Regions from separate parts of the Homo sapiens genome. Here region 1 is linked to region 2. Evidence: chromatin loops called from intact Hi-C (ENCODE). Cell type or tissue: OCI-LY7. All regions are shown on one strand. Links, peaks and the distances in the headings refer to the core of each region. The heading gives the core; the rest is flanking DNA. Region 1 overlaps RFC1 (replication factor C subunit 1). Region 2 overlaps RHOH (ras homolog family member H).

The links. A loop is a pair of places that touch in the nucleus more often than their neighbours do. Peaks named below come from ENCODE experiments on the same cell type or tissue, not always from the same donor. Only the 100,000 strongest peaks of a DNase experiment are listed, where the experiment ranks them.
Region 1: it touches region 2 in a loop (10-fold over the local background); 4 of 110 quality-filtered maps call a loop at or near these places.

The regions. Positions count from the first base shown.
Region 1 is chr4:39,345,289-39,361,499 of GRCh38, reverse strand. It overlaps RFC1 (replication factor C subunit 1), which reads left to right. Exons shown (of 25, transcript NM_002913.5): 2 at 10,024-10,152; 3 at 16,024-16,099. Among named protein-coding and RNA genes, the nearest start is that of RFC1, 13 kb to the left of the region's middle. RefSeq lists an enhancer at 7,356-7,405. In OCI-LY7, for the core only: no CTCF peak of the experiment used is centred there; DNase peaks (open chromatin) are centred at 6,169, 7,459 and 7,859; H3K4me3 peaks cover 4,011 bases; H3K27ac peaks cover 4,685 bases.
Region 2 is chr4:40,198,293-40,212,833 of GRCh38, reverse strand. All of the region lies in intron 1 of RHOH (ras homolog family member H), which reads right to left. Among named protein-coding and RNA genes, the nearest start is that of RHOH, 8.5 kb to the right of the region's middle. RefSeq lists an enhancer at 7,795-7,854. In OCI-LY7, for the core only: no CTCF peak of the experiment used is centred there; DNase peaks (open chromatin) are centred at 7,283, 8,143, 10,805, 11,703 and 1 weaker place; H3K4me3 peaks cover 7,948 bases; H3K27ac peaks cover 7,949 bases.

The sequences.
Region 1 (16,211 bases), core at 4,713-12,712, 850 kb after region 2:
ATACTTTTTCCTGATTTTAGAGGGAAAGCCCTCCAACTGCTTACTTTTTGCTTCCAAGGTATAAGGCCTTAGTATAATTTTAAATATTTTATTGATTGATTGATTGATTGATTGAAACGCAGTCGCGCTGTTACCCAGGCTGGAGTGTGGTGGCGTGATCTCAGCTCACTGCAACCTCCGCCTCCCAAGTTCAAGTGATACTCCTGCCTCAGCCTCCCAAGTAGCTGGGATTACAGGCATGTGCCACCACACCTGACTAATTTTTCTGTTTTTAGCAGAGACGGGGTTTTGTCCTGTTGGCCAGGCTGGTCTCGAGCTCCTGGCCTCAGGTAATCTGCCCGTCTCAGCCTCCCAAAGTGCTGGGATTACAGGCGTGAGCCATCGTGCCTGGCTTAAATACTTCACAATTATTTCATGATTTTTTTTCTGTGTTCCCACCAGTTAAATCATTATATATTTTATTCAGATATATGATTTTGCATTTTAATGATTTTCAGGATAAAAGATTTTTGTACTTGGATAGACTTTTGTGAAGTATGTTGATGATAATCCATTTCTGCTCATGGATTTGGTGGGCTGTTTTAAAATATTAACCAGAAATACTTATATTTCTTTATTACTTTCAAAATAGAGAAGTAAAACCAAAATACAATATTTTGTCAACCGCTCTGCAGCATACTGCGGTACTTATTTTGCATAAAACTGTGTACTCTTCAAAGATAAAATGAACACAGTGACATAATTTGCTTTCTCCTTTTTTTTTCTGAGACAGAGTCTCGCTCTGTTGCTCAGGCTGGAGTGCAGTGGTACAATCTCAGCTCACTGCAACCTCCGCTTCCCAGGTTCAAGCAATTCTCCTGCCTCAGCCTCCCAAGTAGCTGGGACTGCAGGTGCTCGCCACCATGCCAGGCTGATTTTTGTATTTTATTTTATTTTATTGTATTTATTTTATTTTATTTTATTTTATTTTATTTTATTTTAATTTTATTTTGTATAGAGATGGAGTCTCGCCCTGTCACCCAGGCTGGAGTGCAGTGGCGCGACCTTGGCTCACTGCCAACCGCTGCTGCCTGGGTTCAAGCGATTTGCTTGCCTCAGCCTCCCAAATAGCTGGGACTACAGACGTATGCCACCACGTCTGGCTAATTTTTTTGTATTTTTAGTAGAGATGGGGTTTCCCCATATTGGCCAGGCTGTTCTCAAACTCCTGACCTCTAGTAATCTGCCCGCCTTGGCCTCCCAAAGTGCTGGGATTACAGGGGTGAGCCACCGCACCTGGCCGATTTTTGTATTTTTAGTAGTGATGGGGTTTCACCACGTTGGCCAGGCTGGTCTCAAACTCCTGACCTGAAACGATCCACTCACCTTGGCCTCCCAAAGTGCTGCAGTTAAGGTGTCAGCCACTGCACCCGGCCAAAAAAAGAAAACATTTTTGTGTTGCCTTCATTTTTATTTATTTATTATTATTTTTAAATTTTTTATTTCCATGGGTTTTTGGGGAACAGGTGGTATTTGGTTACATGAGTAAGTTCTTTAGTGGCGATTTGTGAGATTTTGGTGCACCCATCACCCAAGTAGTAGGTATGAATCCAGTTTGTAGTCTTTTATCCCTCACTTCCTTCCCACCGTTTCCCTGACTCCCCAGAGTCCACTGTATTATTCTTTTTTTTTTTTTTTTGAGACAGAGTCTCGCTCTGTCACCCAGGCTGGAGTGCAGTGGCGCAATCTTGGCTCACTGCAAGGTCCGCCTCCCGGGTTCATGCCATTCTCCTGCCTCAGCCTCCTGAGTAGCTGGGACTACAGGCGCCCGCCACCATGCCTGGCTAATTTTTTGTATTTTTAGTAGAGATGGGGTTTCACCGTGTTAGCCATGATGGTCTCGATCTCCTGACCTCATGATCCACCCGCCTCGGCCTCCTAAAGTGCTGGGATTACAGGCTTGAGCGACCACGTATTGTATTATTCTTATGCCTTTGCATCCTCATAGCTTAGCTCCCACTTATGGGTGAGTGAGAATATACAATGTTTGGTTTTCCATTCCTGAGTTACTTCACTTAGAATAATAGTTTCCAGTCCCATCTGGGTTGCTGCGAATGCCATTAATTCATTCCTTTTTATGATTGAGTAGTATTCCATTGTATATATATATCTCCCACAGTTTCTTTATCTACTTGTTGATTGATGGGCTGAATGACTTTATATTTTAAAAGTGCTCAAATCATTGCATGGCACAGAGTGAGGCCTCTAGAAAGTTGTGTTAAGTAAACAAAAGAAGTCCTGAATCAAGGCAGTGGCAGTGGGAATAGAGGGGAGAAGACAGCAGTATTTGGGAGATCGTTTAGGTTGGATGATTAGGTGGAGGGCCAGAGGGAGGAGGAAAAGCAGTGGCCATGTTTCTGTTTTGGGTGAATGGTGGTGCTATGCATGGAGATGGGGAATAAAGGGAGAGAAGCAGGTCCCAGCTGAAGATAAATTTAGTTGAGGACATTATTAGTTAGAGGCACCTTTGGGAGATTTGCAATGGGATGGATTTGGCTGCATGTTGGCTGCATAAATATGGAATTCAGAGCTGGTCTGGAGAAACAGACACAAGATTTAGGAAGTATCGGTATGTACATAAGTGGTACTGGGGTTAAGTAGGTGTGAGTTAGTTCGCACAGTGTGAGTGTGTGGTTCCGGAGTTTTGACTTGGGGTTCCCAATAGGCTTTAGGGGAAAACCCCTAACATTGGATACAAAGTTTTGTGCATATGTTTGTTTTTTCGTATTTCCGTGGAAAATATGTGTAGCTTTCATCCACAAAAGCATAAAAACAATTGGCATGATTAGTGGGAGAGCACCTGCTTTGTTTCCTTGGCACACATTTTGGCTTATTTTAATAAATGAGCAACTTGTTGCAGGTGTTGACAACTTCCTTCACTAGCATATAAGCTCTGTAAGGGCAGGGGTCACAAGGAGAGGGAACTGCCATATAGCGCGTGGCTCACGGTGCGTTTTCCACAAATATTAGAGGAATGAATAATTACAAGTGAACTTTATATTTCCACTAAAAATACAAATAAACTAGAAGGTAAAACTTCCTGGTATAAAAACATCTCTCGCACTGTTGCATGACTTTATATCTAAGCTATTAAAACACTTAGCGACAAATAATATTGCCTAGAGAAATACAGTTATTTTATTATGTTGTAGGTCTATTTTCAGTTTGGACTTAATTTCTTTTTTTTTGAAACGGAATTTTGCTCTTGGCCAGGCTGGAGTGCAATGGTGCGATCTCAGCTCACTGCAACCTCTGCCTCCCAGGTTGAAGTGATTCTCCTGTCTCAGCCTCCCTAGTAGCTGGGATTACAGGTGTGCACCACCATGCCTGGCTATTTTTGTATTTTTAAGTAGAGACAGGGTTTCTCCATGTTGGTCAGGCTGGTCTCGAACTCCCAACCTCAGGTGATCCACCCGCCTTGGCCTCCCAAAGTGCTGGGATTACAGGTGTGAGCCACTGCGCTTGGCCCAGTTGGACTTTATTTCTGTGTTCATTTAAGTAGTTTAAATTTGATTTTTTTGGCTCAGAAGTCAGTTGTAAAAAGCTAGCTTCTGGGCCGGGCGCTGTGGCTCATGCCTGTAATCCTGGCACTTTGGGAGGTGGATCATGAGGTCAGGAGTTTGAGACCAGCCTGGCCAACATAGTGAAACCCTGTCCCTACTAAAAATACAGAAAAATTAGCTGGGTATGGTGATGGGCACCTGTAATCCCAGCTACTTGGGAGGCTGAGGCAGGACAACTGCATGAACCTGGGAGTTGGAGGTTGCAGTGAGCTGAAATCGCCCCACTGCACTCCAGCCTGGGCGACAGTGCAAGACTCTGTCTCAAGGGAAAAAAAAAAAAAAGTTAGCTCCTGGATGAATAAAAACCATAATCGGAGTACATTAGCCCTGGTGAAAATGTCAAAATTCTGAAATAAACCATTAGATCAGGCATAAACAGTCTCAAATGCTTTAGTTATCCCAGTTATGCAGGTATGAAAAGATGCTTTTTAAACTTAAATTAGATAATTATTTCCATTTGCTATTTTAATATGCCTGTGTTGATTTGTATTTTTGGATCAGGTACCTGGAAACTTCTGTGATAGAGTATTTCATTGAATGCGTAGTCTAAAGCTCAATGATAGTAAATATTATGACTTCAGAATCTTATTCTTCCCTCTTGCCACAACAGCAGTAGAAATGGGTCTTTTTGCTGTCATGGGAGTGGCCTCTCAGGTAGACTTAACAGATACTGGGGTGAGTAGGGGAAGTAGTTTCTATTCTCTATTTCTGTTCCCTCAGTGTGCTTTATTTCTTCTGTTCTTTCTTTTCTGTGCTCTGCTTTGTTTTCTAAAGATGGATTAAAGAAAGATTAGGAACAGAAAGTAGAATGAAAGCTTCACAAGAACAGAGACCTAGCCTGTTTTGTTTATCCCAAGCATCAAAAATAGTTCTTGGTCCATAAAAGGCTCTGAGTAAATATTTCTTGAATGGATAAATGAATGATTGAATGAAAAAAGTTGATGCGGGCTCTTAAAATTCTTCCTAGCTAGAACTTGTTACTGTTCAAAAGTTTTTCAGACCACACTTATATTTCACTCACCAGTGTTTTCCTCAGAGAAGTTTTTGAGACCCATGCTAGACTGTTAAATTAGTAACATCAATTATAAATCTAGAGATATTTCTGATTTCTTTAAAAAAGTTATTAGTTTGACTTAAAATAAATTTTAAAGAAGAGGAAATGTCCTACTAAAAGTGAAAGTATATTTTTGTTTTTTGTAGCCACAATGTTTTAATATGAGAGTAACAGAAAATCAATTATAGAAACTCAGTTTTATTAACTTAGCTCAGAAATAATATATAATCAGCATTAATTTAATACCTTCTTAAAATTTCTTAGGTAAAGTCATAGCACAAAGTTAATCCCAATTAAAAGATTCTTTTAATACATAATCTTTAAAAACAAATCTACCATTTATTTTGGTTTACATAATCAAGAACCTCTCTTTCTGAGTGCAGTTGTGAAGGTCAGTGGCCTGAGGAATAACCGTTCATGTGTTCAATGAATTTTTTTGTTTTTAAGACGGAGTTTTGCACTTTTTCCCCAGGCTGGAGTGCAGTGGCGTGATCTTGGTCCACTGCACCCTCCACTTCCCGGGCTCAAGCCGTTCTCCTGCCTCAGCCTCCTGAGTAGCTGGGATTACAGGCACGTACCACCAAGCTCGGCTAATTTTTGTATTTTTAGTAGAGATGGGGTTTTGCCATGTTGGCCAGGCCAGTCTGGAACTCCTGACCTCGTAATCCACCCGCCTCGGCCTCCCAAAGTGCTGGGATTACAGGTGTGAGCCATCACGCCCTGCCTACCATTTCTTTTAGAAATGAAATTACTGGGCAAAGGGTATGTACCTTTAAAATTTTGGTAAGTGTGGCTAGATTGCCTTCCATAAAGGTTATACCAGTGTTTTTTTTTTTTTTTTTTGAGGTGAAGTCTCGCTCTGTCACCAGGCTGGAGTGCAGTGGCATGATCTCGGCTCACTGCAGCCTCCACCTCCCGGGTTCAAGCGGTTTTCCTGCCTCAGCTTCCCAAGTAGCTGGGACTACAGGTGTGTGCCACCATGCCCAGCTAATTTTTGTATTTTTAGTAGAGATGGGGTTTCACCATGTCGGCCAGGATGGTCTCGATCTCTTGACCTCGTGATCCACTCACCTCGGCCTCCCAAAGTGCTGGTATTACAGGGGTTAGCCATTGCGCCCAGCCAAGGTTATACCAGTTTTCACTTTTATCAGCAGTATAGTGCGTGAGCATCTGTTTCCCCACATCCTTGACAGATATGGGCATTATCAGTCTTCTAAAACTTAGGGGAAAATGATCAAGTTTTAACTTATCTGCTTATTTGTGACATCTAGCATTTTTTATGTGTGTTGGCTATTTGCATTTCTTTTATACTTTGCCTATTAGGAGCTTTTATTTATTTTTTCTATTGGTTAGGTTATCTTTTATTGATTTGTAGGAACCCTTTTACAAGTTTTGTGTGTGTGTGTGTTTTAAGATAGGTTATTGCTCTGTTGCCCAGGCTGGAGTACAGTGGTGTGATGGTCATGGCTCACTGCAGCCTCAAACTCTTGGCGCGCAAGTGCCACCCCAGCCTCCTGAGTAGCTGGGACTACAGGCATGCAGGCATGTGTCACTACACTAGGCTGATTTTTTTTTTTTTATTTGTAGAGATGGGGGTCTCCCTGTGTTGCCCTGGCTGGTATTAAACTCTTGGGCTCAAATGATCCTCCCGCCTTGGCCTCTCAAAGTGTTGGGATTACAGGTGTGAGCCACCACACCTGGCCTGTTGTGTGTGTGTGTGTGTGTGTGTGTGTGTGTGTGTGTGTATTTTTTTTTTTTTTTTTGAGATGAGTGTCGCTCTGTCGCCCAGACTGGAGTGCAAAGGGGCATTCTTGGCTTACTGCAACATCTGCCTCCCAGGTTCAAGCGATTCTTGTGCCTCAGCCCCCTGAGTAGCTAGGATTACAGGTGTGCACCACCACACATGGCCAATTTTTGTATTTTTAGTGGAGATGGGGTTTTGCTGTATTGGCCAGGCTGGTCTCAAACTGCTGGTCTCAAGCAGTCCAACTGCCTCGGCCTCCAAAGTGCCGGGATTACAGGCGTGAGCCACTGTGTCCAGCCTGTTGTAGATGTTTTTAAGTTAGTTGCTTTTTTTTTTTTTTTTTTTTTTTTGAGATAGTTTCACTATGTTGTCCAGGCTGAACTTGAACTCCTGGGTTCAAGCAATCCTCTTGTCTCAGCCTGTCTGGTACCTGGGACTGTAGGTGTGCACCACAGTGCCCAGCTCTGTTGCTTGCATTTTAACTTTGTTTATGGCACTTTTTGTGTAGTAAAATCTGCCTTTCTTTAGGGATGGTTTCTGGCCTTGATGTTCTGCTTTGAGGGACTTCTACTTGCCAAGATTGAAAAATAAATTTAAATATTTGTTCCTTTCTCCACTCATATGCTCAACAAGAATTATTCTGTGCAGGCAAGAGAAGTGTTTAGATTCATTATTTGGGAGTTAGACTTGTTTTTCTGCATTTCATGAAGTCTTTGAAGGTCTAGAACACTGGACAGCAAATGTTAATTGGAACAGTCAGGTGAAGTCACGTGCTATAAATTAAGGACAAATTGCTGACCTTTGCCTCTTAGATGTTTATACCTCAGATGGCTGCTCACACTGGAGATAGTTCTAAAAAAGTATGAGTAGAATGGCTTCCATTCTGATGAAAATTATTTTCTAAAAGCTTTGATTTTTAGTGTATACTGAGTTAGGTTACGATGCTGCAATTTCTTTAACTCTTACGTTGCCATCAGAGTGTGGGGGAGTTTAGGGGAGTAGGGTAAAGTAATGCAAAGGGAAAGAAAGGAGGATGTGAGTGGAAATAATTACGTAGGGAGGAAATGGTGTAACAGTGCTAAGGAGTGGCAGTGCAGATTTTTGTACAGACAAAAACCAGACAGATCAGTGTTAACAGTGGCTCTGTTTCCTGAATTACATTTTGTTTTCTTTCTCTTCTCAGTTTTAAGCATTTTTGGTCCGAAAACAGGTTGAAAACCACCACTTGCTTTAACCAGATTATTAATTTACAGTTTGGTTATTTCCATGGCACACATGCACTATCACTCTGTCTTTGTGTGTATGTGTTTAAACAATCACTACTTTTTATTTTTAAAATGTTTCCATCTATGAGCTCACTTAGAACAGTCATGATTGTTTGAGTGAAGAATCACTGTGTAATTTCAAAAGTGAAACTGATACGAAACTCATTTGCTCCAGAAGCAATAAAGTAGTTGTCAGCCTCAGACTTGATTCTCTGTAATTATAGGAAAGACTGTGGTTTTCTTTATTGTTCTTCTCCTCTTTAGCATCTGATACAGATGTCTCAGTTTCATAGCTGAGACACCCAGTCTGTAAGCAGTATCTTTTAAACTTAGACTTAATTAGGATGGATTTGTAACTAGGAGATTTACAAAAGAGGATATAAAGCCAGAGAAGTCTTTAATCTTTTTTTTTAATTTTTTTTTTTTTTTTTTTTTTTGAGACAGTCTCGTTCTGTCGCCCAGGCTGGAGTGCAGTGGTACAATCTCGCCACACTGCAACTTCTGCCTCCCAGGTTCAAGCGATTCTCGTGCTCCAGTCTTCAGAGCAGGTGGATTATAGGCATGCACCACCGTGCCTGGCTAATTTTCATATTTTTAGTAGAAATGGGATTTCACCATGTTGACCAGGCTGGTCTTGAACTCCTGGCCTCAAGTGATCCTTTTGCATTGGCCTCCTAAAGTACTGGGATTATAGGCATGAGCTACCTTACTTGGCCTTAAAAAAATTATTTAACATGCTATGTACTTCAATTATCTGCTTTGTTTATTGGCTTAGCCACAGTTATTTGTGTGTGTGTGTGTGTGTGTCACACTTATTTGGGATTTTTGACATTGTAAGAGTATGACAATTATTGTCAGGATCTAGGAAATAATTGCTAACTTTTCTTAACACTTTACAAAGTACTTTTATAGGCATTTCTCTCAGGCAATAAAGAGAGGTAGGTTGTAGGGATAAAAAGTGATAAAAACTGGTGATTACAACCATCAAGGATAGGAAGAGGGAAAATGATACAGGTGGTTCTTAAATCCAGTTCTTTGGAATTCAGATCCTACATTCTCATTATTTTTTCTTCTTATACCCTTCTCTATAAGCAGAGATAATGATAAACAGAGTGTTTCAGTAATATGAAGGGATGATAGTTCAGAAATGAGGTGAGGGTAAGATTTTTACTGGGCCAGAATTGTGGTAGATGCATAATTAATCCACATAAAGGGTCAGTATTAGTCCCACTTTACTGAGGAGAAAACAGATAAAGTAGCTTGCCCAAGATCACACAGTTAAAAAGCACTAGAGCACAGATTTGAATTAAGGCTTCTGATTCTAAGGTCTGTTCCCTTTCCTCTATACCACAGTTTCTTAAACTAAATTTTAGAGAGGTGGGGAAGACTATGCAAAGGTTAGGAAAAGTGAGTGATTTTAATTGTAAATTACATTGTAAATGTTTCAGTGTGATTAATTTGAATTCTGTGGTTTAACACGGGTAATTAAAGAGCATATTGTAATAAGCATCAAAGGTTTTTTTTCTTCAGGATGTTGAAAAATCATATAAAGGAAAACAATTTGAAGCTTTTTAGTTGCCAGGAATGATTAGGGTTGTGAGAGTTATTCTTTCATACTGGAGTATATGTTCCACAGACAAGGATCATATTCTCCAACTTTGTCTTCTCCCCAGCTATGCCTGGGATGATGGGATGTGTATGTGTATGTGCATGTATGATCAATAATAAGTAACTGCCACTTGCCTCTTTAATAACTCTGATGTCATTAGCAAAAATATCACTTGCTTATTTTGGCCTGTTTTTGGCCTGATTCTGAGAATTTATATTACTCTTTATTAGACAAATTATTCTTTTTTTTTTTTTTTTTTGAGACGGAGTCTTGCTTTGTCATCCAGGCAGGCTGGAGTGCAGTGGTGTTACCTGGGCTTACTGCAACCTCTGCCTCCTGGGTTCAAGCAATTCTCCTGCCTCAGACTCCCAAGTAGCTGGAATTACAGGCACCTGCCACCATGCCCAGCTAATTTTTTGTATTTTTAGTAGAAACGGGGTTTCACCATGTTGGCCAGGCTGGTCTCGAACTCCTGACCTCAAGTGATCCACCCACCTCGGCCTCCCAAAGTGGAGGGATTACAGGCGTGAGCCACCGCGCCTGGCCGACAAATTATTCTTAACTCAGGTAAAGTTATCAGTTAACTTTTGCACATGAAAAGAAAGCTACTATATTCGTGGAACTATCTTGGTATGGAAAAATTACTCAGGGTAACCCAGTGTGTACATAAAGCTGTCCCATCTTACAATTGAAGTTATAATTTTATGCGGTTAATGTTTATTCGTGAATCTCCTGTTTTTTGCTTTTAGGACATTCGGAAATTCTTTGGAGTAATACCAAGTGGAAAGAAACTTGTAAGTGAAACAGTAAAGAAGAATGAGAAAACAAAGTCTGATGAAGAAACTTTAAAAGCAAAGAAAGGAATAAAGGAAATCAAGGTTAGTTTTCTGGGTATAATTTTGCATTGAATGAAATGTAAAATAAACTCAGTTCTTATAAGTTTTTTTTTTTTTTTTTTTTTTTTTTTTTTTTCCTGAGACAGAGTCTTGCTCTGTCGCCCAGGCTGTAGTGCAGTGGTGCAATCTCGGCAGACTGCAAGCTCCGCCTCCTGGGTTCATGCCATTCTCCTGCCTCAGTCTCCCGAGTAGCTGGGACTACAGGCGCCCGCCACCACACCCAGCTAATTTTTTCTATTTTTTAGTAGAGACGGGGTTTCACCGTGTTAGCCAGGATGGTCTCGATCTCCTGACCTCGTGATCTGCCCGCCTTGGCCTCCCAAAGTGCTGAGATTACAGGCGTGAGCCACCGTGCCAGCCATTCACTCCATTCTTTATGCCCTAGTTGTCATATATATTACACCTACATATGTTAATACTGCACAATTCAATGTAATTTTACTTTAAATAGATGTGTATTTTTTAAAAAAATTAAGGCAAAAATTGCTGTTTTTATTTTATGCACGTATTTGCTATTTCTGATGCTTTTCATTTCTCACTGAAGATCTGAGTTTTCGTCTAATATCATTTTCTTTCAACTTGAAGAATTTTGTTTAGCATTTTTTGTAGTGTAGGTCTGTTGGTGATAAACCTCTATAAGTTTTTGTTAATCTGAAAATGTCTTTATTTTGCCTTCATTCTTGAAGGTTATTTTTGCTGGATATGGAATTTTGGGTTGACTGTTTTTTAAAAAACTTAAGCCTTTTAAAGATGTTCCACTGTTTTTTGGCTTCTAGTTTATCTGATGAGATGCCTCCAGTCATTGATGTTGTTTTCTCATGTGTGTTGTTTTTCTCATGGTTCATTAAAGAATTTTTTAATTTTTGGTTTTCAGCAGTTTGACTATGGCTTACCTGAGTGTGGTTTTCTTTTGTTTATCCCATTTTTGGTTTCTGAGCTTCTTTAATCTGTAAATTTATATCTTTTATCAAAATTGGGAACATTTTGCTATAATTTCTTCAAATATTTTTTCTGCCTCATTCTCTCTCTTCTCTTCTTGAATTACAATTACATAAACGTTGGAGTTTTGATATTGTCTCACGGATCATTGAGCCTTGTTCATTTTTATCAGTCTTTTTTTCAGATTGAGTACTTTCTCTTTCTGTCTTTAAGTTCATTGATTCTTCTTTTATCACCAATTTACTGTTAAGGCTATCTAGTGAATTTTTATTTTACATATTGTATTTTTTAATTCTAGAATTTTCATTTGTTTCTTTTTTGTAGCTTTAATTTCTGTCTTTTATGTCCTTGAGTGTAATTATAGTAGCTGCTTTAGTTTTTATTTTGAGATGGAGTTTTGCTCTCATTGCCCAGGTTGGAGTGCAATGGCACGATCTCGGCTCACCGCAACCTCTGCCTCCTGGGTTCAAGCAATTCTCCTGCCTCAGCCTCCCAAGTAGCTGGGATTTTAGGCATGAGCCCCCATGCCCGGCTAATTTTGTATTTTTAGTAGAGTTGGGGTTTCTCCATATTGGCCAGGCTGGTCTCAAACTCCCGATCTCAGGTGATCTACCTGCCTCGGCCTCCTGAAGTGCTGGGATTACAGGTGTGAGCCACCGTGCCCGGCCTAGTAGCTGCTTTAAAATTCTTATCTGCTAATTCTGACATCTGTGTTGTATCAAAATTGGTCTTCATTAAATGCCTTTTGTCCTGATTCTTTGGGTCATGTGTTAGTTCAGGCCACCATGACAAAATACTACAAAATAGATGGTACTGGCTGATTAGGTGTCTGGTGAGGGCCTTTTTCCTGCTTTGTACATGGCTGCCTTCTCGTGTTGTCCTCACATAGCCTCTTCTTAGTGCATATGGGTGGAGAGAGAGATTGAGCACTGGTGGAGAAAGAGAGATAGAGATTGAATGAGCACTCTGGTGTCTGTTCTTATAGAATGCTAATCCTGTCAGATCAGAGCCCCACCCTTACGACCTTATTTATCCTTAATTACTTGTTTAGAGGTTCCAACTCCAAATATAGCCACCCTGAGGGTTAGGGCTTCAACGTGTGAATTTTGGGGACACAGACATTCAGGATATAACATTCCATCCATGGCCACCCAGAATTTATGTCCTTCTTGCATGCAAAATACATTCATTCCATCATAACAGCCCCCAAAGTCTTAACTCATTTCAGCATCAAGTCTGAAGTCCACAGTCTCATGTCAATATCATCCAAATCAGATATGGGTGATACTTGAGGTATGAATCATCCTGAGGGAAAATTTTCTTTTGCTGTGAACCTGTGAAACCAGATAAGGAATGTGCTTCTAAAATATGATAGTAGAACAGACATATAGGATAGACATTACCATTCCAAAGAGGAGAAATCAGAAGGGAGGGAGGGGTGATGGATCCCAAACAAGTCCAAAACCTAGCAAGGCAAATTCAATCAGAACATAAGCCTTGAAAATAAACTCTTTGGCTTGATGCCCTGCCCTCTAGACCCACTGGGTTAGTGGCCCTACCCCCACAGTCACAGGCAGCTGTCCTGCTTCTGCAGCTCTGCTGGGCCATCCTGCCCACAAGGCTTTGGGTGGTGGCTGTCTCATCTGTTGAAACCAAGCTCCATCTTTTGAAGAGGGAGTTCTGATGGTTGATCTCTGAATTGCTTTTGGGGCCATTCTTCCCTTTTCTTGAAGAATAGCTGTGTTGTCCTGTCACTGGAATCTCAGAAGTCTGACAGCCTTCTTTCATTTTGTCCTTTCTCCATCCTCTTCAATTCAAACTGACAGTGTTTTTGCCTGTATAATCCCATAATCTCTTTATCAAGTGATACTCCAGCTACACCGTTGCTATTCTCTTTAGAACATGCTTTTTCTTTTCTTTTCTTTTCTTTTCTTTTCTTTTCTTTTCTTTTCTTTTCTTTTCTTTTTTGAAACAGAGTCTTGCTCTGTTGCCCAGACTGGAGTGCAGTGGCGCAATCTCGGCTCACTGCAACCTCTGCCTCCCAGGTTCAAGTGAATCTCCTGCCTCAGCCTCCTGAGTAGCTGGGACTATAGTCGCGTGCCACCATGTCCAGCTAATTTTTTGTATTTTTCCTAGAGATGGGGTTTTACCATATTGGCCAAGCTGGTCTCAAACTCCTGACCTGAAGTGATTGGCCTGTCTCCCACAATGCTGGGATTACAGGCGTGAGCCACCACACCTGGCCTAGAACTTGCTTTTTCATTTTCTGAAATACGGACAGGCTGAGAATTTTACAAATCTTCAAGTTCTGGTCCCTTTTGGCTGACCGGTTTCTTCATTAGTTCATCTCTTCCGTTTTGCATTTGACTACAAGCAGTCAGGAGGACTCAGGCCGCATCTTCAAGATTTTGCTTTGAAATCTCCTCAGCTAAATATCTGATTTCATCATTCACAGGTTCCATCTTTCACAAAGCACTAGGACACAACTTGGCCAAGTTCTGTGCCACTTTATAATAAGAATTGTCTTTCTTCCAATTTCCAATAATCTCTTTCTCATTTCCATGTAAAACCTTACCAGGTTGGCCTTTAACATTCATATTTATACCAACATTCTGTTCATGATGATATATGTATTCTCTGAGATGAAAGAGGCTTCTTCTCTAGCTCTTCTCTTCTCTTCATCAGCTCTCATTGTTATTACATTTAACGTTCATATTTCTACCAGCAGTTCCTTCATGGCAGTCTAGGCTTTTTCTACATGCTAGAAAATATCTAGCCTCTCCCCAGTTCCAAAGTCACTTCTGTATTTTAGGTTTTGTTTTGTTTTTGTTTGTTTGTTTGTTTTATAGTAGTATCCCATTTCTTGGTACCAAAATCTGTATTATACAGTCAGAGTTCTGTAGAGAAACAGAACCAATAGGATGTATGTGTGTATACATAGAGAGATTTATTACCAAGAATTGGTAGAGCTGATGTTTTAGTTGGAGTCCAACGGCAGGAAGAAAGTGTCCCAGAGATATCCCAGCTCTAAGGCAGTCGGGCAGGAGGAATTCCCTCTCATTCAGCAGAGGGTTGGCCTTTGTTCTTTCCAGGCTTTCAGCTGATTAGATGAGGCTTAATGCCATTAGGGAGGGCAGTCTGCTTTACTTAGTCAATTGATTTAAATATTAAGCTCATTCAAAAACACCCTTGTAGAAACACCTAATATGATGTTTGACCAAATATCTGGACATCTTGTGGTTCAGTCAGGTTCACATATGAAATTAGCCTCCACAGGTCACATTTCCTCTTTGCATGTTCTAGTTATTTTGGATTTATCTTGGACATTGTGAACGATACAGTGTAGGAACTTTGGATCCTGTTATTCCTTCAAAGAGTGTTCTTTTGGTTTATCAGGCATTGATCTTGGCTGTACTCAAGCTCCAAACTCTTGTCTCCCCTGTAATGGGCAGCAGCTGAAATCTTTATTCAATTCTTTTAACCTTAGCTAAGCTATAGGAGTTGTTCCACATATGTATAATTCAGGAGATAGCCAGAGATTTGGGTAAAGTTTACAGGCAGAATTTGGGATTTCTTTCTGTGGCTTTCTCCTTTACTTGATACCTTCTTCTCTTACTTTTGAGGTGTGGTTGATTCTGACTCTGTCCTTGATCCAGTGGTATATATAAATTATAATTGCTCATTTGTTCCATTTTCTTGCAAGCTAGTTGATTGTTCTTATGTTTTTGAAGTTTTATTATAATGGATAGAAATAGTTTCTATTTCTACCTTATAATTGATTACAATCAGTTTTTTCACTGCCTTCTTGATGCTTTCTGAGAAAATTTGAATATGTTAGAAATGTGATGTTTAACTACAAAATATATAATAATACCTTTTGCATTGGTTTTATTTAGTACTTTTTTTTTTTTTTTGAGACGGAATTTTGCTCTTGTTGCCCAGGCTGGCATGCAATGGCGCGATCTTGGCTTACTGCAACCTCTGCCCCCCAGGTTCAAGCGATTCTCCTGCCTCAGCCTCCCAAGTAGCTGGGATTACAGGCATGTACCACCACGCCTGGCTAATTTTGTATTTTTAGTAGAGACGGAGTTTCTTCATGTTGGTCAGGCTGGTCTTGAACTCCTGACTTCAGGTGATCTGCCCGCCTCGGCCTCCCAAAGTGTTGGGATTACAGGCGTGAGCCACTGAGCCTGGCTGGTTCTATTTAGTTTCCTAACAGGCATTGGCTAGTGGTAGGCCACTAGCTTAGCATTTATTCCTGTTTCTGTCGTTTCATTTTCAGGAAGCACTTGCCTTGTAATATCTGATATCCTTTTATTCTTTGTTGTATACATAGGTTAGTGTTGAAAATGGAGCTGAATAATAATATAGCGTTTTCTGTAATTATTTTTTTCCCATTGTGGTACAGTTACTGTCTGGCCTATTTTTAGCCAATAAGGGTATATTACTGACAGTTTAGTCTGGAGAATTCTTTGTTGTGGAGGACTGTCCTGTGCATTGTAGGATGTTTAGTAGCATCCCTGATCTACCTGTTACATGACAGTAAACCTCCCTACCCCCATTTGTGATAAGTAAAAATGTTTCTAGACATTGACAAATGCCTTCTGGGGGGCGGGGATGCAAAATTCCCCCTGGTTAAAACGACTGAGCCCAAATCTAACGAGAAAAAAGGATAGCCCCGTCTCTACTAAAAATACAAAAAATTAGCCAGGCATTGTGGCGGGTTTCTGTGGTCCCAGCTACTCAGAAGGCTGAGGCAGGAGAATGGCGTGAACCTGGGAGGCGGAGCTTGCAGTGAGCCGAGATCGTGCCACTGCGCTCCAGCCTGGATGACAGAGTGAGACTCCGTCTCAAAAAAAAAAAAGATAGTTATATAGGCTTCTTTATGTTCTAATTATATTGTGATGTTTATAGGTAAATAGCTCCCGTAAAGAGGATGACTTCAAACAAAAGCAACCAAGCAAGAAAAAGAGGATCATCTATGATTCAGGTAATAATTTCTTCTGAGGAGCTTTAAAATTTTAAAGTTATTGTATATCCCTTAGAACAGTGCTTTAAACTATGTTCTAAGGATGGGTGCGGTGGCTCATGCCTGTAATCGC
Region 2 (14,541 bases), core at 4,004-12,003:
CACGGCCAGCATCCAACAAGTCCCCATCAGGGAGCATCTTACCAGAAGGTCCCTGCTTACATGGAGTGAATCAAGGGTGATAAAAAGTCCTCTCCCTACCAAATATATCTTCCATCCTTGGAGCAGCCCTTTCTCTTGAGGTTTGGTACTTTGTTGAAATGCAAATATCCCTGAAAGGTAAAGACTTTTTTTTACCATTAGCATGTTTACACAAATGTGCATCCAGTCCCATTCTTTCCTCAAAGCCAGTTTTGATTGGAGGAGAAGGAAGTTTTTTAAAAAATCACCTATATACAAAAGAGAGGTGAGGATCAGAAGATATATCTTCCTGGGCATTAATCCTATTCTCTCGCCCATTCCCAGCTAAGTGCAAGCCCTCGTTGACTTCAAATAGCACCGGTAGCCCACCAGTTTTCCATGTCATCTGTGGATTATCTGAAGTGACATTAATCTGAACTCTCAACAATATCAATCATGCAATAATTCCTCAAACGTGTTGCACTCTGACGATAGGCTGGCAATATTCTAGATTTTGCACAGAGGACAAAGGAAACTGAGGAAGTCTAATCCATCCCAAGGTCAAGTGTCCAATGTATGGATGAAGATTGCCTAGGTTCATAATATTGATCATAACGAAGATGTTAAGGAAGGATTTGGCAGTTAATTCGCTTCATTTGCTATCCACCCTACAGTCCTAGGAAGTATCTGTATTCATAATTTATAAAGCAGTTGAGGCCCAGGGTAGTGAAGTCAGGGCAGCCTCCAAATTTAATCATCTAAATCATTATGTACCCTGGGAGTTGTTTACAATGTTTTCCTGGGAAGATGTATTTTTAAAGCATCGGATGACTCAGAAGCATAGTCCAGCTGGAGGAATACTGTTAGACAGCTCGGGGCAGCTTTCTCAGACAGCTTTTCATTTGACCATCACAATTCGAGAAGGAAGGATTTTGACATTATAATTCCCATTTTACAACTGAAGCAGCTTAGGCACAGAAAAAACAATCCAGCTAAAAAGTAAAACAAAACAAAACAAATCTTCTCTCTTTTTCCATTTTATTTCCTTTTCATCTCTTACAAACAAACTAACGGAACTATCAGAACTAATTATCTCATGCACAATCATTTATGACTCCACTGTTTGCAAAACCTCTTTTGGTCTTTGTACCATCCACATAAGAGCAATCAAACAGCTCGCTAAAAATCCTGTGAAACTACCCCCAAGACATCACCTATGACGCTTAAATGTCTTCCTGCATCACTTCATTTTTGCCATTAAAAATAATCAACATTACACTTTGGGAGGCCGAGGCAGGCGGATCACTTGAGGCCGGGAGTTCAAGACCAGCCTGGCCAACATAGTGAAAGCCCGTCTCTGCTAAAAATACAACAACAAAAAAATTAGCCAGGCATGGTGGTACACGTCTGTAATCCCAGCTACTTGTGAGGCTGAGGCACAAGAATCTCTTGAGCCCAGGAGGCAGAGGTTGCAGTGAGCTGAGATTGCACCACTGCACTCTGGCCTCGGTGAGAAAGAGAGAGGCTGTCTCAAAATAAATAAATAAATAAAATTTAAAAAAAATAGAAATAAAGTATATGTTAAATAAAATGTTGTTTGTTCCATTCAACTTACAAAACATACCTCTTGAGGGACTAGTGTGCTAATATACAAAGATATACATCGAAATAAGACACAGTTCCCACTTTTAAGATGTTTACAGTACAATGAGAGAAGACCAACAACAATTACAACATAAAGTAAGCTGTTCATTAATTTAATGTATGACATTCTCTACGGCACGCATTGTTAGTTTGCCACTCCATACCTGTGCCTCTCTTTGTCATCAGTAATAGATAATACGTAAGCTTCAGGCAATGGATCATGTTTGGTCTAGCCCAGTATTTCTCAACTTTTTTTCAACATCATCTCCCTAAGAGCATTTTTAGACGCTTTTTTCCTAATTGCCCCATGCATGAAATTTTAATACCATAGACAAATTATATGTCTGCATATATGCTGTATGTATAACTGTGCTTTATACATATAGAGTGGGATATTTTTCCTGCCTTTTCCCTCCCACAAAAGCAATATCCTTCCCTTAAGGGATGATATCAACAGCACCACCCCATCTACGCCCCACCACAACCCTCACCCTATTCTCCACCATGTTCCCCACACCCACCCACCCTGCCTGTTAGGAATGTATGCTCTAAGGGAATTGTTAATAATAAGTCTATTTCCTGTTTCCCACCTTCACGGCAGCTGGAGTGGCTGTGTAACCTAGTTCTACCAATGACACGGAAGCTGATATCTGGGAGGCCTCCGGGAAAATTCTTGGTTTCCTGGAAAATGAGACAACCACTGCCAACTCATCCTCCTTTCCACCCCAACCTTCCCGTGCGTCTTGAATGGAGTACATGGCTAGAAGCTGCAGCAATCATCGTGCAGCCATGACAAAAGACAACAAAATGGCAGGCAGTCTTATTGAGCCATTGGCCCAGGGCCGGAAACGCAGACCTCCGAATTCCTGTTACGTGGAGAAATGAATCCTGGTTGCTTTAAGTCCCCGTTGGTAGGTATTGTATCACTTTCAATTACACAATTGTTATACAAAGCATTGTTCATTGATCAGCTGGGTTCATTACAAGCAATAGCTGTCCTCTTATGATCATGAATTATTGTTAAACCAAGCCGGAAAGAAACACAGAAACACACACACACACACACACACACACACACACACGCACACAATGTAATCAGGAATATTACACAAATCAGACACGAGATTTCACTCCGTTTAAGAGGAAAAGTCTTTTTCACTAAACGAATCAACTTTTCAAAGAGTTATATGATATTCCAACTAATATTTGGCATTTTGAATTAACAAACTTTTAGATATTTGGTATTACTGTGTAGAGAAATGGCCATGAAAAGATACAAGGTAATTTTCCTTTATTTTCCTACTTTACACAGAATGAATATATTTATGATTTACCTAGAAGATATGTCTTTCAAAATATTTGAAAGTCAATTCTTTTCTAATTGAATATTTAAGATGCATAAGGAAAATGTGCTTCTTAAAGGATCTCTTGACTGGGCGCCATGGCTCAGGCCTGTAATCCCAGCACTTTGGGAGGCCGAGGTGGGTGAATATGCTTGAAGAATTCAAGACCAGTCTGGGCAACATGGTGAAACCCCATCTCTACAAAAAAATACAAAACTTAGCCGGCATGGTGGTGCATTCCTGTAGTCCCAGCAATTCGGGAGGCTGAGGTGGGAGAATCACCTGACCCCAGGAGGTGGAAGGTGCAGTGAGCCATCATCATGCCACTGCACTCTAGCCTGGGCAACAGAGTGACATCCTGTCTCACTAAAAGAAAAAAGAAAAAAAAATCTCTTTGGGAACCTTTTTACAGGTTAAAATGTAGAAATAATCGTCTGTATTCATCACTTGAATATTTTATATTTTGCTTAAAGCCTGATACTAGCTAATGCTAATTATCTCATATTTTAAAAACAGAAACCACTCACAAACTTAACTGATAATTCCAACATCTCTCACTAAAAGTCGTTTTCTATGCTTTGAGAAACTCAAAATCCCTCTAAATCTAAAGAGCCTCTAAATTTTATTAGATACAATTTAATTATAGACTTAGGGCTTTCAAAGCATTAGGTTTCTTTCAAAATGTCAGAAAAAACTCTCATGTCAGAATCATTTTAACTAATTTCTTTATTAACCTCACACCAAAAACTGACATTCTGTTAATAAGGATTATTGGCCTTTTTTATATACAAACAATATATGCTACTTATAAAAAAGACAGGAAAAAATGAAAAACATTTTAAATCATGTAATCTTATCACACACTAGATAATTTCTAACATATTTATTTACCTCCATATTCTGAATTCATGTATAAGAATACATATATAGGCCTTTTTATATTATAAATACAAATATTATATGTATATATTTTTTGAGACAGGGTCTCACTTTGTCACCTTTATCACCTTATACATTTCTGTTGGGCATTTTAAGTTGTTTCTTGGTTTCTCTATTATTAGCAGACACCATTGTGTTGAGAAGTCTTGCTTTTATAATAAAACACCTTGCGTTGTTGTCTTAGGAATAATTCTTAAACATGGTCAAAGACTATGAACAATTTAAAGCTGATCATTCATGTTGCTGCCCAAAACTCACAATTTTTCTGAAAAAAGGCCTTTCGAAAGCCTCCTAAAAAAATTCAAAATAATAATTGAGAACAGAGCATATTAAGTGGAGAGAAGAAGGAATATTTAGCTCGTTTTCCTGACTGGCTGATGATATTGTTTATAAATTGTACTTTGGCCAATATTTGGTAGGAAAAGAAAAAACTTGATTATAATTTAAAAGTTTCTAAGCAAACCTTAAAGACTATAAAGGCAACTGAACTTGTTATTTATTCTGCATTTTACATTGGTTACTAATTCGTTAATGAAACAGTTCTTAAGAGTTGTTAAGCACTCCCAAAATTGGCAAAGGAAACAAAAAGTAACTATAATTAATGGATAAAATAATGAGCTACGTACCTGTTGAGAAATAAAATCAATCACGACCAAATTTATAAAGGAAGGAGCACTAACATTTAAATTCCAAATAGCTCGATTGATTGTAGGGAAATAAAAAGAGTATGATCATTTTAGTCCTCCAAAGAAAGGACAAGTAAATCAGAGGAAGCTGGAAGATAATATAACTTTTTAAGGTTGATCGGTCACAGGTCCAAAAAAAAGTAGATATAAACGTAGGCTGAAAACGCTGGTGATTTTTTTTTTTAACACAATTGTACCATCTAGTTTTTTTAAATTATTATTTATTTATTTGTTTTTTGAGACCAAGTCTCACTCTGTTGCCCAGGCTGGAGTGCAGTGGCATGATCTCAGCTCACTGCAACCTCCGCCTCCTGGGTTCAAGCAATTCTGTGCCTCAGCCTCCCATGTAGCTGGGATTACAGGTGTGAGCAACCACGCCTGGCTAATTTTTGTATTTTTAGTAGAGACCAGGTTTCACTATGTTGGCCAGGCTGGTCTCGAACTCCTGACCTCAGGTAATCCGTTCGCCTTGGCCTCCCAAAGTGCCGGGATTACAGGCGTGAGCCACAGTGCCCGGCCACCATCTAGTTTTTAAACAGAAACCACAAGCATCTAGCCCCTGCTGGAGGAGAAACTTTAATTTTTCCTTCCATATATGTGTGTGATGGGTCTTTCCTGGTGACATATTAAGTGGGTAGTACTTGGGGAAATCCAAAACTATTAGTTTGGGGTTTGAACTCTGGACCGACGTTTTACGTAGAACCCTCCTGCTGCATCCTGAAAACCATCCATGTGTTTTCATAGCTCTAGAATGTAATAGAAACACTGCCACAATGTACATTTCAATTGCTTTTCCTGAAATGTAGAGGATGAAAAAAAAGGAAAGATAGCTATAGGACTCAGAAAAAATACTCATAGTTGCCTTTTGTTAATTCAAATGATCCTACAATTATTAGCTGTATTTCTATCACATTAGGAAGCAATGTTTATGCTTCTTTCTATAGATTTTGCACATCGTGGAGGAAAAACACTGGGATGATGACTTTTTTTTTTTTTTTGAGATGGAGTCTCAGTCTGTTGTCTGGGCCGGAGTGCAGTGGCACGATCTCTGCTCACTGCAAACTCTGCCTCCCAGGTTCAAGCAATTCCCTGCCTCAGCCTCCCGAGTAGCTGGGATTAAAGGTGCCTGCCACCATGCCTGGCTAATTTTTGTAGTTTTAGAAGAGACGGGGTTTCACCATCTTGGCCAGGCTGGTCTTGAACTCCTGACCTCGTGATCCGCCCGCTTCAGCCTCCCAAAGTGCTGGGATTACAGGCATGAGCCACCGCGCCCAGCCTGATGGCAATTTTAATACATAAACACTTACAAATAAGATGTATACAAGTATATTTAACCTAAAAGGCATATGACATATTTGCTACAACAAATATCCATTACTATTATATTTTTAAAGTAGAAATTATTATAGATATTTCTCTGATATTGCCGGATATTCTGTGTTTAGGAATATAGTGACAATATTGTTTTGGCACATATAGGAAATTGTGGTATTGTCAATAAGTAAGGGTTTTTCTGGCTTTTCCCCTCCTATTTCCTGTACGTGCCTCCAACCCTCTCTCCTACTTCCTTATCACATGAAGAAGACAGAGAAAGACTACTATTGATATAATTTTCAGCAAGTTACTGCCCAAAGAGTAGAGCTTGAGGAAAATCAGGTTTTATCAAGAAAAAGTATGCCAAAGGGGACTTTTAGGCCCCTTAAAGGTTTTTGTAATTGATTTTACATCATTTAAATTTGACTCTAAATATATTGAGTTTCCTTTTCCTTGTTAGAAGGAATAATTACAGGCATTCTTATGCTTCTCAACCACAGTTGGGATCATTTTCAGCTCAAAACTGGAACAAAGACCAGAAGAATTTTTTGTGGCAACTGAGAAAAAAAAATGCAAGAAAGGGAGAAAAAGGTTCGTAGTAAGGGTTGTATATTTAGAGTCTCTCAAGAAGGTGACAGCTGGACCTGGAGGGAAGACAAATTAAAAGTAGGGGTCCTGCCTGAAAGAAAGGAAAAGAGCCAAGGAAGAGATTTGTGCCAGTCCATTCTCTGCATGGGCAACTAGGTTGCTAGACATAATGACCTGGCAGGGGAAAATAATCTCCAGGAGGTAAGAGGAGTAGAGACTTTGCTACCAGCCTTTGGTGTACATGGAATATTTGTGTTTTGAGGGCTGTGACTGTATGATGCAATATTATTATTAAAATAGATATTGAAACTTACAAGAAATGTAGTCATGGATGTGCAATAATTAAAATGGTTATAGACATGAAGGCACACTGATTACTGGAACATATTTGTTATAGATTTTCCCTTTCTATCTCAAAGACAGATTTCCAATTTTTATGCTATCCCACACCAAGAGAACCTTGACTCACCATGTATTTAGTCAATTTCACATTCTTTTTCTCCGGAGGGATGAAGATGAAGTGCGTTTCTCTTTCTCATCCAGTGTCAATCCACTGTATGACCGTGACATGAGAATGTGGCCTCATCTTACCACTTCCAGTAGGGTTGGCTAATTTAAACAGACGGGTTTGGGGTAAGTCTCCATACCCTGCCTGATACCACAGTCTGGGAGGACAGGAAATGAACAAAGCCCTGAGCTTTCAGCTGAAAACACTCAGTTCCCCAAATTGCAGGTCAGATACCCACTAATGGAAGATGACCAACAGGGCTTCTGTGATCAAAAGGCTACACAGGAAAAGAACTATCTTCAAAGTTATCAAAGCCCAACCAGATGTTCAGCTTCAGATAAGACAACTACATCTTACACCCAGAAGGGAGCACTTTACCCACCGGCTAATGCTAATGCCTTTCACCCTAAAAGCAGCTGGGCTGGGTATCCAGTACGTTGCTTAGGGGCATCAGCTGACCCCACACTACTCACTACACTCTAGAGTTGGCCAGATCAGTGCTTACAACCTGCCTGCATTTCTTTTTCTTGTAAACTGAGTCTCACTTTGTTGCCCAGACTGCAGTGCAGTGACACGATCTTGGCTCACTGAAACCTCTGTCTCCTGGATTCAAGCGATTCTCCTGCCTCAGCCTCCAGAGTAGCTAGGATTACAGGCTCATGTGCCACCACGCCCAGCTAATTTTGTATTTTTAGTAGAGCTGGGGCTTTGCCATGTTGGCCAGGCTGATTTCGAACTCCTGACCTCAGATGATCTGCCTGCCTCGGCCTCCCAAAGTGCTGGGATTACAAGTGTGAGCCACCTCGCCCGGCCCTGCCTGCATTTCTTGTGCCACCCAAGGCATCACGAGCTGATAAGTAAGACATTAAAGTGGCATCTTGAGAGACTGCTTTCCCAAATGGGAACCAACCCTGGCTTCACATGAGAGAATTCAGAACTAAGGATTTAGAGCATTAATCATATGTTATCTGAAGGGAAACAACTCTAGCCCCACATGCTACTCATTTTAAGGATCTGATGCTATAAAACTACACCTGTATCCGCCATCTTACCCTCATTTCAGCCATCAATTGGAGAAGCAGCATTTCTGTCTTTAGGGGCTTAATCTGATGTCAGTAATAACCAGAACTTCCTCTGCAATGCTCCCTCTGCTGAGGGCAGAGCTCCTCACTTGAGGCCTCTAGATCCCTGAGAGTCCATGAATGGGTTTTAGAGGGTCCTTATATCCCCTAGGACTGTGCAGCAAATGTTCATGGCCCTGTGTGAGAAAGTCTTTGGCTCTCATCACATTGTCAAACGAATCTGTGACCAAAACTAGTGATTAGGAAACATTGCTCCAAAGCACAAGCCAATCAGTCCATGAAAAACCCTGTTAGGTGGGGAATAGAATAGTCAGCGCGTGCTTGTAGAAAGAGGTCTGATTTCAGGCGTTAGACCCTTGCACATCCGACAGACCCTGTGACTTGCGCCTCCAATGTGAAGATGGGTTGTTAACTTATCCTTGATTTACCACATCATGTCTCAAGAGATCAGAGGCCCTGACGATGGGGAATGTGATTAAAGTAAAAGAATCATCTCCACTTTAAGAAGAGCACGAGACATTGAAGGCTATTTGAAAGCTATTACAATCACTAAACTTCCAAAGCCAGGTGAAGCAGATAATCTCAGAACAGTGGCTACTGCGATGTCATTCACTTTCATATGTTTATTTTGTGATATAATGTTGTTGTGGCATAAGTCTAATTGTTATTACTATTTTGAGTGCTGAGTTCTGTATATAAAATACTACATTTCATCAAAAAATATACTTTCTTTTCTTCTTTAACATAATGTTATCATACAGTAAGGTCCAGAGTGTTTTCTGTCCGTAGCACTCCCATATTCTACCACGGGTTTAATAACCACCGCTCGATGGCCTGAAATAGAATGTTTATGGGTCCCAGACTCTCCCCATGACCATCTTTCTCTGTGCTCATAGTTCCCCTAGTCACAGCTACTTTTAATTGGTTCAAGTGCTGGACAAAATTGTTTAACTGTGGAAGAGGATTTTGTGCCACAAACTATATTCCTTTAAGGAATATCGTAAGTACAGCTTCCTGGTTTTTGCTGTTTGTTTCTATAACAAATAAATAACTTGTCCCTCTGGGCTTTCTCTGTTTTCATTCCCCTTTTACATTATAAGTCCTTCAATTCTGAGCCTTTAAGTAGCGGCTTCACCTTCAACACACACACACACACTCTCTCTCTCTCACACACACACACACACACACACTCACAGATATACCTTCCCTGGACAAAACCAAACTGTTGCATTTATTCCACTAGTGTTTCTCAAAGTGTAATCTGCAGGCAATTCACATCAGAGTCTTCATAGGGTGGGAGGATTTGTTAAAAATGCATATTCCTGCCAACCTCTAGACCAACCGTATCAGAATGCATGGAGATGGAACCTGGATGCTAAATTAGTTAACTCTTCCCGCACTCATCCAGGTGATTCTTAAACACACTAAAACTTGAGAACTGGCCGGGCGCGGTGGCTCACGCCTGTAATCCCAGCACTTTGGGAGGCCGAGGCGGGCGGATCACGAGGTCAGGAGATCGAGACCATCCTGGCTAACACGGTGAAACTCCGTCTCAACTAAAAATACAAAATAATTAGCGGGGCCTGGTGGCGGGCACCTGTATTCCCAGCTACTCCGGAGGCTGAGGCAGGAGAATGGCGTGAACCCGGGAAGCGGAGCTTGCAGTGAGCCAAGATCATGCCACTGCACTCCAGCCTGGGCAACAGAGCGAGACTCCATCTCAAAAAATAAAAAATTTAAAAAAAACTAAAAATAAATAAATAAATAAAACTTGAGAACCATTGCTCTACAAAAATCATTTCCTTTCTGGTGTCAGCCCCTATTTTTTTCAGGTCAAAATGGAGTTAATTTCTTATCCATGTTGTTCACCTCTGAGATCAGCGTCTCCTTGTCTCTTCCTAAGAAACCTTCTCTCGCCTGTCTCTCTGGCCTTTGATGGTAGTTTTTCTCTGGGCTATTTCTCAGTCCTTGCAGTCTACTTTTAGCAAGTCCTCAGGACACAGTTACTTACTTCTTCCTCCTCCTTAAGCTGCTCTAAAGAAACCCCTTTAGCATCCACAGCTCACACTGCCTAGCTCCAAACTCCCTTTACAATACCCTGCCCAGGGATTCACAGTAACATCTACCGGTTAAAGGTAAAGCCCCATGTGGTTCACAAAACTCATAGCCTTCCTCCTAAATGTTAAAACTACTCAAGATCACTTATTAACAGGTGTTCTCCAAATTTCTTAAATGAACACACACCACGACTACAATAAACAAAATAAAAACAAATTCTACTATTTCACCATTCTAACATACCAAATGCTGTCATTCATTTTTTTACGGCTCACATTTAATTCTTATTCACAACAAAATCAGAATGTAATTAAAATTTTTAATTCTGATTTTCTAACCTAACATCATATCAAACATATTTTCATAACCATCATAACTATGATTTTTAATGACTTTAAAAGAACCCATGGGCTGTGCGCAGTGACGTGCCTGTAATCCTAGCACTTTGGGAGGCCAAGGCAGGAGGATCACTTGATCCCAGGAGATGGAGACCAGGCTGGGCAACAAAGTGAGACCCCGTCTCTACAAAAAAAAAGTTAGCCAAGTGTGGTGGCACACGCCTGTGGTCCCAGCTACTTGGGAGGCTAAGGCAGGAGGATCAAATGAGCACAGGAGGTCAAGGCTGAGTGAGCTGTGATTACACACTGCACTCCAGCCTGGGTGACAAAACAAGACCCTGTCTTAAAAAAAAAAAAAAAAAAAAAAAAACTCATGGAGTTAATGTTGCCAGAACTCCTATTGCTTAGTGTTCAGGGTATTTTCAGATTTTGCTGCTATAAATGATAATACAGTGAATATGTTCATGCATATTACTTTTCTTTGAATTATTTATTCGGAATAAATTTCCAGGGGTGGAATGAATGGATCAAAGTGTATGAACACTTTAATGGCTCTTGATACATATCGTCAAATTGCCATATTTGTATTTTACACAGTTCCTCAGTAGCATGCTAGTAAACGTTTAACAACATGCTTGCCCCCCGCCCCGAAAAAAAAAAGGTGGGGAGCCTGATTTATTGTGTTTGCTGATTTTCACAGTGTACTTTTACCATAGCCAATTTCAAGCCACCATCATGACATCGCTGAATGCAAAATTGAAAACAGATGCTCAGATAGCACAATATTATATAGCATTTCCATCACACAGATAAAGAGAAGTCAATAATGTCACTGGCTTGGAAAATTTCTGAAAATATTACAATCAGCACTTGAGAGCAAGCCGGTTCTAGAACACCACTGTAAACATCTCCCTTGATATTTTGCAACAGCACATCTTTTTTTTTTTTTCATTGAAATCATTGAAAATTCACCCTGTTCCCATCTGTGTGACAATGAGCATGCTTTTAGGTCCATAGATGATGCAAATAATGAATAAAACCTAATGCAAAAAAAAAGGGGGGGATAGAGTGAACATCTAACACCTGTCCGGGTTGAATAATTCTGTCTACCCACCCTCAAACATTCATTTTACCGTGCTTTTTTCCATGAGGTCATGTATACAAATGATTCAATCATTTATTTACTTAACGAGGCACTGAATGGATGACTATACGTAGTTCTCAGGCAAATGTGATGAGAACCGTATCTTCTGTTTCTTAACCACTCTCTTCCTTGGGTTTCTTTTCTACGAAATGGGGAAGAGGTCACTGTGACTTCAGTTTTACGAGAAACTGAGTGCAGAGATAAGAAAGGTTCAACTTGTGCTCTAAGAAGCACTTGAACATTCAGTAATGCTCTGGAAATTTCTTCCAAAAGCAATTCATTAGTATTCTATTTTACCAGAAAAGAATGTGATTTGGTGCTTTCGCTTGAAAGCAACATCCCCTCTTTGGGCTGCCCCGGAATAATATATAGCTTCTACATGTATACAACACTTTGGTTTTTAAATGAGCGGCACCGTACGTTTGCGTGTTAAAATGCGGGTATGACTGAGCTAAACATCCTCATATCCTGGACCCAGTCACCCCGCTCCCGATAACTCATCTCAAGGAATGAACTCAAAACAAAGGAAAATACTTGCTGTGTGAAGATATTAATCACAATAGAGAGTAGATCAATTTGCCTCATTTCAGCACTTATTCAACTTACGGTTTCTGGGGCCCTGGTAGGAGAGTTCTGGATTCTTGGTTCCTAAATCCCCACCTGCAAAACGACCACTTTCCAAGTTGTTTTGGGGCTTGTATTTTTTAATCACACAGATTCCTGGACCTCACGTGAGGGCTGGGGTATGAGACATGGAATTTCAGTTTCTTAAAAGCTCCCCAGGTGGTTTTGCTGTCCAGCCAGCTTTAGAAACCACTATTCCACAGTGAGACACCAGACACATGATCGTGGTCTCTGAACAACTGTCCACATCCGGGGAACAGTATGACAACTTCTTGTGCAAGTCGTCAAAAGGTTGTTCAGGGCATTCAAGCAGTTGCTAGAGTCAAATGGCTAAAGAGCTCACAGAGGAGCCCTAAGTTTCTGGCACCCTTCCACCCCCCTGGGGTCATCCTTTCCATCTCTGACACCCTCCTTGCTCTCACAGCCCACCCCAGCCCCCACACTGTCATGCTGCCTCCCAGCCTCCACCTGTGCACCCCATCCTGACTTGTGCCCATCCCTTTTCATACACAAAGCTCCAGAGTCTCCTCCCTTAGGACACCAGTGGGACTCTAGAAGGAACACTATCACCGTGTGACTCACGTCATCTGCACACATAATTAGGAATCCCCTGCACAATTAACATGCCAGGTGGATTTGCATTTTTTTAAAGGAGGCTTTTAATCCAAAAAAATATTTATAACCTAGAGAGTGGAATGGGGAAGGAGGATGCTTTTTAATCCTGGCTTTCACCCAGATCCAAGCATCCCAAACCCAAATAAGCACTCACTGCCACAATGATCCCCACTCCTAAGTAGAAATGGAATTTTAGCTGTGCCTTGCTAGCACTAAAATTAACACATTGTAAGATAAAATAATTTAATTTAAACTGGGCAAGGAAGAAAGGTCATGCTCTCTGCCTCTAATGAAAAGCACCTCTAGAATTCCACCCCAAGCGTTCAGAGAGCGACGTCAACCAAGGAGGCCCACAAGTAATGCAGCGGATACTGAGAGGACCTCTCTCATCTCATAAGCTAGAGAAACTGTTACCAAATGGCTTAAAATAGCGGTTTCCAAGTTTGTTTTCCTTCTTTCATATGTATTCTCACTAGAAAAACACCCAACCCCTGTGCCTTGTCCATATTTGGTGCTCAAAAAACGTTAATTCCCAGCCTCCACCTGTCACCCTACTTTCCCTGGAAAGGAATGTTGGGATTAGGAGAGTTAGCTTTGCAGGCTTCTTGCTCTTAAGCCAGGGCTCATAACACCTTCATTTGTGGCAATAGCCAAGTCCTTAATAAGAATCATAAGAGTTGCATCTATTGAGAGATTTTTTTTTCAGTCAGGCACTAGGCTACATGCTTTACATATTTTTATCTCATTTGATCTCTACGACAACCCTCTGAGGTAGGTATTTTCAGTTATTATTACTGTTATTAGAGATATTTTGTGAATTTTTTTTTTAATCTGAGCATTGAAGAAGTTAAGTAACTTGTCTGAGGTTCCCACAGCCCAGAAATGATAGAATGATAGAATGGGGATTCCATGCAAAGTGATCTGGCTCAAAAGTTGGGTTCTTATTCACCGTGCTGTATGTTTGTTATTATATGGGTTCAGATATTTTATGGTCCAGAAAAAAAGTGTCTGAATTATTATGATCTACTGACTCTCTAAACAACGTCCAGAAAAAGAACAGAAGCATACCCGTGCCATCTCATTTAGACATGCAAAGAAAGTAGCACATATTTCATGGAATTTGGGGACTGGCTTTTGAGGAATAGAGACTTGCTTATCATTCATCAACCAACTCGTTCTCCCAAGAGGAAGGCCACTTTAATTCCTGGATAATTGAAGGGCCTCCTTAAAATGAAGAAACCAGAGGTGGAGGTCTTACTGGTACCCCGAGCCACACGAACCTTTCTCTGCATAAATGATGTCCTAAGGGAAGACAGTAGAGGGCAAATGGAGGCCCACAGCCAGGCACAGGGATGCAGAAAGCAGCCCCAAGTGGGAAGAGGCCACGCTCGACAAGCTCCCTCTCACATGGAATTCTGCTGGTGCCGTGAGAGCCGAGGAAGCGCAGCCGCAGGGCAGAAGGAGACCAAGGACTATTGAATGGGGTCACTTCTCCCCAGTGCCTGCAAGGTCCTCGCTTTTGTGTCCACACCCTAACTGTCTAATCTGATTTCCTGCAATGTGTAAAACAAACTGTCTTCTCTTCTCCAGTGTCTCTTCAACTGGCCTTATCATCTCCAGGTCAGTCTCGCCTTTGTGCC